2 separate regions of the Homo sapiens genome follow, and region 2 is linked to region 1. The links are chromatin contacts, found by Hi-C or POLR2A ChIA-PET in ENCODE. All regions are on one chromosome and are shown on one strand. Each heading gives the region's core, a stretch centred on a gene start or an enhancer-like site at or near the end of the contact. The rest is flanking DNA. Distances are from core to core; before and after follow the strand shown.

What was found. Hi-C counts contacts between places; a loop is a spot of excess contacts on that map. ChIA-PET counts read pairs that join two places held with the same protein, here RNA polymerase II (POLR2A). Pooled maps may share reads with other maps.
Region 2: a pooled map shows a loop between it and region 1 (3-fold over the local background). The contact joins two enhancer-like sites. A Hi-C loop is called at or near these places in 3 of 168 maps with a recorded cell type or tissue (Right ventricle myocardium superior, ovary and posterior vena cava) and 2 of 50 pooled maps. POLR2A ChIA-PET finds 5 or more read pairs at or near these places in 2 of 52 experiments (WTC11 and activated CD4-positive, alpha-beta T cell).

Annotation. Positions count from the first base shown.
Region 1 is chr2:219,643,851-219,648,152 of GRCh38, forward strand. No RefSeq gene overlaps it. Among named protein-coding and RNA genes, the nearest start is that of SLC4A3, 18 kb to the left of the region's middle. RefSeq lists enhancers at 1-427, 1,199-1,969, 1,970-2,739. Within about 2 kb of position 1,966, at least 10 of the 41 ENCODE cell types and tissues checked have a DNase peak (open chromatin) inside an H3K27ac peak, as active enhancers do.
Region 2 is chr2:219,707,519-219,711,820 of GRCh38, forward strand. No RefSeq gene overlaps it. Among named protein-coding and RNA genes, the nearest start is that of LINC02832, 20 kb to the right of the region's middle. RefSeq lists an enhancer at 1-473. Within about 2 kb of position 2,191, at least 2 of the 41 ENCODE cell types and tissues checked have a DNase peak (open chromatin) inside an H3K27ac peak, as active enhancers do.

The sequences.
Region 1 (4,302 bases), core at 716-3,215:
AGCCCCTGCAAGGAAATGTCTGTGTGGGCCCAGAAGGTGGATTCCTCATTGGGCACAGTTGGTGTCAGTCATCTCGCGGCTTGGCAAATAGCCGGGAACTGTGGGTGTTCCTCCACGGCAAAATGAAAAGAGGGGCGGGGCCTTCTGACAAGGGGAATGAGTCCTGGTCCCGGTTGGTGGGTCAGGGTGGACTCCAGCAAAGCTAGGCCTTGAGGCCTCAGAGCAGTAGGCGAAAAAGCTTCAGTGACAGCCAGTGATAACCGCTTGTCACCCTGGCAGCCTTACTCATTTAAAGACGACCCATCTATGGCAAGGGAGGGCGGCCGTAGTTTAGGAAGGGCAGGAGGCGAGGGTTAGCTAACATTCTGAGCTCACCCAACACACCCAGCACACTCAGGGGGACCATGGAGGGTTGAGAAGACCCAGGACGCTGCAGCAACCAAAATGGCTGCCAGGGATGGAGACCCAGAGGGATAGGAGAGGAAAGAGAGACCCAGCTTGGCTGTGTGACACAGGGGATGAGCTCCATTGTAGCTACTGGAGAAATCAGAGGCTGTGGGGCCACAGAGGGAATGGAAAACGTCTCTCTTCTTTTCTTGATCTCTGGCCTTCCGAGGAGCAGAGATAGCAGCCCAATCCCTTAGACGCCAGGGTGATGCCGGATTTGGGGACCCTGGACCATTTTAGATTCTGCTGGCTTAGAGAGGCAGTTCTGGGATTCCCGAGGCCACTCCTTGTGCAACAGTCTCAGTTTTGCCAGAAATAACCTGGCGGACAAGATACACGGCAAACCCACAGAAAGGCAACCGGGACTGGCCTGGGGCCTGGCTGGCCAGAGAGCGTGTCATATGGGGACATTCAGAGTTTGTCCTGAAGCCCTTTGTAGCCCCGGTGTTTCCTCTGACTTTCTCTTTACCGGGCCTCTGAGCTTCTCCTCTCGGAGTGCTGGGGCCCTCAACTCAGGCCCTCTTCAAGGTGCAGAGGAGAGTTAGTGGAGGGGAGCCCCAGCCGGCCCTGATGGCCCAGCTCTGGGGGGTAGGACAGGACAGTTACTAAAAAGGGGACAAAGGCCATTGTATTTTCGAACATCCGGCCTCTCTGCCATCTGCTCTGGACTGGAAGCGGCTTTGGGAACGTGCACGTGCACCAGCCCTTCAGTAAGGACATCCGGCCTGTCGCTATTTCCCCCGCCCCTTACTGCTTTCCGAGTGGGGTTATGGCCACATCTTGGGTAGCTGCCCAAAGCTTTCATTATCCCCGGACAAGTGCAGGCCCACTTCAGGCCCTGAGGAGTGCTAGCTCATTCTTTTACTTTGGGCAAAGAGGGCGGCTGTCACTTTCTTGTTCATGCTGAGGATTCGGCTCACTCAAGATATCTGATGCCCTTGTGACAGCGTCTGGCTGTCAGAGCTCATAGACCATCTGCTGGGACTGCCCTAGGCCCCTCCTTTAGGGCACAGAACGTGGCAATAATGTGTCCCATTTGGCAGCCTGTGTGACATTTCTTCTTGTATCTTATCAGGTGACTCAAATAATGATCATGCCTGTTGACACTTGGAGCTCTCAAAGGGAATTCTGAGCAGCAAAGGAAAGGTGACACAGAACTCAAGGGCACTGGCGCTGAGCGCTGCCCATGCAGCTGGCAATTAAGCCATTGCCGAAAACAACAATAAAACAGATTTTGGGCAAGTAGGGAATGGTGGATTGAATCCAGTGTGGCAAAAAAGGAAATGCAAAGTGAGGAATGTAGTTTCCAGATAAATAAATTATATAATTGTGATTCACCACTTGTGCAAAGAGCAGACTCCAGTGTTTGTAGGATTTATGTTCTGGAAGGAAGATTTAATATTTGAGCCTACTGCTGAGATTATTTTTAATTTTGTTGGAACTGTTTCTTTTTACTGAACAATGCTTTATTAAGTGCTGACTAAGCGGACAGCCACTGGGTTGTTCTCTGGATGGTGGATGAGTCACAGTTGGGTTTGGGAGATGAGGGGAGGAGCAGGGAGCTCTTTAATGCCAGCAATTCCAGGGACAAGGCTTAGGACCATGGGAGAGGAGGGACAAAGAGGGGGTGGGGCACAGCTGGAGATGAGGAAGGGGCTGGGAGCAAGGGCTCAGAGCTGGTGGGAAGGTGGGGGTGAGGGGAGCGTGGAGGAGGGTGCAAAACCAGACTTTCATTCGTGAGTCCCTGAGCATCCCCTGCCACGCCTCCTCTCTCACTGCACGCCCATTGCGTGTTCTTGTCTGTCTCCCTATAGGCTGTGAGATGGGCAGAGACCTGGCCTGAGTCACCTTTGTACTCGTAATGCCTCCCACAGTGCCTGGCCACAGGGGTGCATGGAGGGTAAGGGGGTGAGCAGTTGGCAGAGAAAGAAGGACCAAGAGGTCACAGTCTCCACCACATTTAGATCCAGTGAGCAGTGCGTCCTTGTCTGTGACAACTGGTTATCATAAGAGAGACCATAGCGGTCCTTGCGCTCTAGGGCCACCAGGGAGCTCATGCAGCTTTTCTAGGCTTGGGAGAGAGAAGGTGGGTTGGGGGAGCTTAGGAAGGACACACTCTCAGGAAGTGGTGTCTCTTCCAGGGACATCCAGCCTAGACTATAAGGTCCGGAGCAGCTGGTCAGGATATCAGGCTCTTGAGATAGGTGGATTTGTTCTACGAATGTGGCCCACACAGCAAACAATATTTTAAACTTAATTTTTAAAATTATTTTTACTTCAATAGGTTTTGGGGAACAGGTGGTGTTTGGTTACATGGATAACTTCTTGAGAGGTGATTCCTGAGCTTTTGGTGCACCCATCACCCGAGCCGTATACACTGTACCCAATCAGCAAACAACATTTTAAAATAACTAAGTTGTGTCAACAAATATAAAGCAGCAAGTCCTCAAAACTACTGAAAAGAGCCCAGAAGTGGGGAACATTTCTCTGAGATCAGAGGAGTCCTTAGGCAATATTTCCCCAAGTGGGGAAGGATACCAGTAGTGGTGTGTGAGATGATTTTAGGTGTGGTTTTGATAGTTTAGCTGTCACAGTTATATATTTTCATGTGTTTTAGAAAAAAATACAATGAGTACTTGAGCCCCATAATTTTGCAGACAGTATTGTGTAGGATAAGTCTAAATACATATGTTAAAACTAGTGAATTGATTTAAAGGAAAAGTACTAACTTTATAACTGTACAGTTAGTAGGCATATGATATGGTTTGGATCTGTGTTCCTGCCCAAATCTCATGTTGAACTGCAATCCCCAGTGTTGGAGGTGGGGCCTAGTGAGAGGTGATTGGATGATGAGGACAGATTCCCCCTTGGTGCTTTTGTGATAGTGAGTGAGGTTTCATGAGATCTGGTCATTTAAAAGTGTGTCGCACCTCCCCCCTCTCTCTCTTACCCCTGCTCTGGCCATCTAAGACATGTCTGCTTCTCCTTCACCTTCTGCTATGATTGTAAGTTTCCTGAGGTCTCCCCAGAAGCAGAGCCACTGTGTTTCCTGTACAACCTGCAGAACCACGAGCCAATTAAACCTCTTTTCTTTATAAATTACCCAGTTCCAGGAATTTCTTTTTTTTCTTTTCTTTTCTTTCTTTCTTTTTTTTTTTTCAAGACAGAGTCTCACTCTGTCACCCAGGCTGGAGTGCAGTGGTGCCATCTTGGCTCACTGCAACCTCTACCTCCCGGGTTCAAGCAATTCTCATGTCTCAGCCTCCAGAGTAGCTGGGATTACAGGTGTGCGCCACCATGCCGGGCTAATTTTTGTATTTTTAGTAGAGATGGGGTTTTGCCATGTTGGCCAGACTGGTTTCGAACTCCTGACCTCAAGTGATCCACCCACCTTGGCCTCCCAAAGTGCTAGGATTACAGGCGTGAGCCACTGCACCTGGCCCCAGTTTCAGGTATTTCTTTATAGCAGTGCAAGAATGGACTAATACAGCATACACAGCAAGAAATTGTGACAATGCCAGGGAAAGGACTAAAATGTCAGAAATCATTGCTTCAAGTCGGAGGATCTTAGCTCTGGTTAAGCGCTGGAATCACCTGGAGTGTTTCAAAACATATCAGTGTCTGAGCCTCATCTCTACAGGTTCACACTGGCATTAAATTACATTAATTAATTTTTATTTTTTGTAGAAATAGGGTCTCACTATGTTGTCCAGGCTGGTCTTGAACTGAGCTCAACTGATTCTCCAGCCTTGGCCTCCCAAAGTGCAGGGATTACAGGTGTGAGCCACCATGTCAGGCTCACACTGGTATTTTATTAAACATTCCCCTCCCCCGACATCCCCTCAAAACCCCAGA
Region 2 (4,302 bases), core at 941-3,440, 64 kb after region 1:
TGCTTGGTTTCATAAAAATTAATTGCAGAAAAAATATATGCTGTGACATATGCTTTCTATCCCACCAAGAGAGGAATCAATGTAGCACTTTCTCTTGTGAATAGAACTCAATAGTTCTCCTTTGTGTTGTAAAATGGTATTATAGTCATGCCAGAGAGTGGCATTGCATGTAATTACAAACCTGTTGAGTTCTGTGTTTAAGCCCAGTTTGAGGGAATGTGGCGCTCAGGGTTTTTAATCACACAGGATTAAACTTGGCTTTCAAGTTTTGTATAAAGCTAGTGTAGCTGGTAAATGTGCATTCTGACTACCAGTGTGAAGAAAAATTAATTCCATTCAGGGAACTCGGCCTACATGCACTGGTGCTGTTGGATCCGTTTTGTGGAAAGGGACAGTGTCCTTCCTGCTACAGAGCTCATGCTTGATTGGTCTGTATTAGTGTCATCCTGGCTGTCAAAATATTTTGAATATTTCTTCTGACTTACATCTGCACTCCTTTTTTCACATGTAGGTTGGATTACCAAGCTGTAACCCAAGATGAGCTGTCCAACCATGAAAATAAACACCACTGACATGTCTAAAATTTATGGGCAACTGATGAAATGCAGTAGATTTACAAGGAGCTACCCCCCAGGCTTCATCAAATGAGGCAACTGAGTGCTGTTGAAATAATTGTTTTATTTACAGTTCCTTAAACTTCCAGTGGGCAGACTACCAAACCAGGGTTGATCATACCTGGGACCGTAGGTCAGTAACATCCCTTACTTGTAACCATTTCTCCCTAGAGTCCAGACTAGTGGACATGCTCATCTGGTCCAACCATGTTCTGGCCTCCATGACTCTGATGGTTCAGCTTACTAGGTCAGCTCTCATGGAGTTGTACATATGCTTTCCTGCAAGATCAAGAAAGTTGATCCCCTGGTCACCTTGAATCCCTAGTCCTGAATGTTGTATTCTACACTGAATTTCTCAGATGCATCACTCTGTCTGGAAGGGCTGAGAATGGGGAGGAAGATGGGAAAAGGTAAAAAGCTTTGGGAGTTATGTAACAATGTTGAAGTTGGAGATTGTATTTCTCTCGTTCATTTTTCCTGGGCCATTGTAAATACTTCTTGCATAAGCACAGCCAGTCATATGTGGTAGGCCAGTCCTGACCTACTATTCCAAACATATAATTATGACTTATAATAATAATAATAAGTAGGACTATAATTATCATGTAGTGATGGAGCGGCCATGTGCTGAACACAGGGCTAGATGGTTTCACATACATTATCTCATTTAGATTTTATTTATTTATTTTTGAGACAGGGTCTTGCGCTGTGGCCCATGCTGCAGTGTGGTGACACCGTTATAGCTCACTGCAGCCTCAAACTCCTGGGCTCAAGTGATCTTCCTGCTTTAGCTTCCTGTGTAGCTAGGACTACAAGTGTGTGCCACCATGCCTAATTTTTTTTTTTTTAATTTTTTTAGAGATGGGGTTTTGCTATGTTGCACAGGCTAGTCTTGAACTCCTGGCCTCAAGCAATCCTCCCATCTCAGCTTCCTCAAGTGCTGGGATTATAGACATAATCCACTGCATCCAGCCTCATTTAGTTTTTAGAACAATAATCCTGCAAATAGGCATTTCCCATCTTTTATAGATAAATAACCTGAGGCTCTGAGAGACTTATAACTCACTCATTTACTTAGCCCAGCTCGGTCTAGCACCAAAGCCATCTATCCTTCCCACTTTGTGGCCTCCCAAGGAAACCCAGTGGTCCCACCTGTCCAATGCATTTTCTGAAATCAGGTCTGAGTAAGTATTTCACGTGCTCCAACTTCATATGCAAACTTCACGTATCTTTAAAATTCCCTTGCTCACTCCTCTAGTCAAGGTTATCTTGGGCACAGAGAGTTCTTTAAATATTCCAGCCACCTGTCACCCAAGGAATGTTCTGAACCCTGACAGTCTCTGAAGTGTTCCTGCCCTTGCATGAAAATGACTCTATCTGGTTTATAATTAGAAGTGAAATGATTTTAAATGGCTTCCACATGGCTTAGTTTTCCAAGCAGTTCCAGTTACATAGAACTTCATATAAACAGATAATGAGAGGCTAGAGTTGGAGAGCACAGTTCCTGCTTCCAAATTGGCTTGAAGTGGGGACATCTGCTCTGCATGAAGCCTGGGTCAGGCTGCCCCTCTCATCTGTGACCTCCTGTGGTCGGGAGGGACTTGCTCTGGATTATATAAAGGCTTCACAAGAGTACTGGAAGCGGGGACGGAATCAACTTGAGCAAAAAACCTAATTGGCTTGAATCTTTCCTTGACCATCAGTAATTATTTTGAGATTGATAGCCTATCTTATAATAAAATAACTGTTTCCTTTCCAAAGAAGGATTTCTTGCCTTGGTTGCAAGTCCAAACAATTTCATGTAACAGGCTTTCACAAAGATGGCCTGATATGAGTCTAATGACTTTTCTTACAATGAATTACGCAGATTGGAGGATATTTACTCAACAAATTTACTTCCAACCTTCCCCTCCATATTCTCAACACATACACATAGCCTTTTATTACTATTATTATTATTTTCTTGAGACAGAGTCTTGCTCTGTCGCCCGGGCTGGAGTGCAATGGTGTGATCTCGGCTCACTGCAAGCTCCGCCTCCCGGGTTCACGTCATTCTCCTGCCTCAGCCTCCCGAGTAGCTGGGACTACAGGCTCCTGCCACCACGCCTGGCTTATTTTTTTTTGTATTTTTAGTAGAGACGGGGTTTCACCATGTTAGCCAGGATGGTCTCGATCTCCTGACCTCGTGATCCACCTGTCTCGGCCTCCCGAAGTGCTGGGATTACAGGCGTGAGCCACCACGCCCGGCCTATTATTATTATTTTTAATTCCAAAACTGGATGGAGAATGTGGGAATCGAAAAATTGTGCACGTTGTAGAGCCTGGGTCTGAGGTTTCCCTTGAAACTGTCATTGGTCTTCCAGAAGACCAGCTATCCCAGATATATTAATAGTAGAATCGAAGGGCCCTGAGATACCTGACTTCAGAAATTCTTGAGTTCCCAAAGCCTGCATAAAGCTGGAGGCTCCCATGCATGAAGCTTGGAGGGCCGGTATGTGCTCATGAGAGAGGCAGAGGGAGAGTGTTTTCCAGAATATCAATCTAGGGTCCTAGCAACCCCTGCTCAACAGTGTTTCTTCCTTTCCTCAGCAAATCCAAGTGGATCCCTTCTTTGTATGATGGTTTTGGGGTCTGTCTTTTCCATAGATTCTTTCTGCCAAGTCTGGTCTTCACTGATGCAGTTAATTAATAAATCTCATCTATTTTAATTTAATGCTTGAATGAGTGGCTACTCATGCGAGGTATTGGTCTAGGTATGCTCGGTAGGGCTGCAAAGATGAACCAAATTTAGATTCTTCCCCAAGAAGTTTACAGTCTACCAGGAGAGAAGTCAAGTATAGCTGGGGATGGGAAGGGATGCAAATAGACACACCGTTACTATAGGGTGTGTTAAGATAGAAGGAGACAAAATGTAATGAAAGAAGACAGGAGGAAATGGCCCCAGTGACTCCTTCTCATAAGGGGCAGAGAACCCCTGAAAAGGCAGTTTCTAGTTTGAAAGTTCTCTGAGATACGTAATGTCTTCTTGAGCCAGGATAAATCTGCTTTGGGCTTTTATTTCTATTTCTTTCCTAGCTTCTGGAAAAAGGGCTATCATGGAGGATGTTGACAGCAGGTTTAAAATGGGGGGGCATGGTTTGGGGGTTTGGTGAGCCCCACCCATAGATGTGAAGCCAGAAGGAGGAAGCCCAGTGCTGGTATGGCTTCCTGCTCAAGAAGATGCCAGAGCCTCTGAGCAGGAGTCATGGTCCAAGGAGGCTTGTGACTCTCTTGTTTAACTTACAGCTTTAAAGGAAATAACGTCTTTGTAGCAAAAGTCCACCAGGATTTGCATTTGTATTTCTAAAAACAGAGGAAGAATACACAAAAACCTGTTGACAAATATTGATAGCAGCTTCATTTGTAATAGCCAAAGACTGGGAATAAGCTAGATGTTTCTCAGTGGGCGAATGGTTAAATAAACTATGGTACATCTATATCACTGAATACTGCTCAGCCATAAACAGGAATGAGTTACTGGTGCATGGGACAACTTGGATGAATCTCAAGGGAAATGTGCTGAGTGAAAAAGTCAATCCAAAGGATTACATATTGTATGATTTCATTTATATAAACAATAACACATGGTAGAGATGGAGAGCAGATTAGAGATGGATGGGGTTAGCAATGGGAGTGTGGGGTGGGAGTG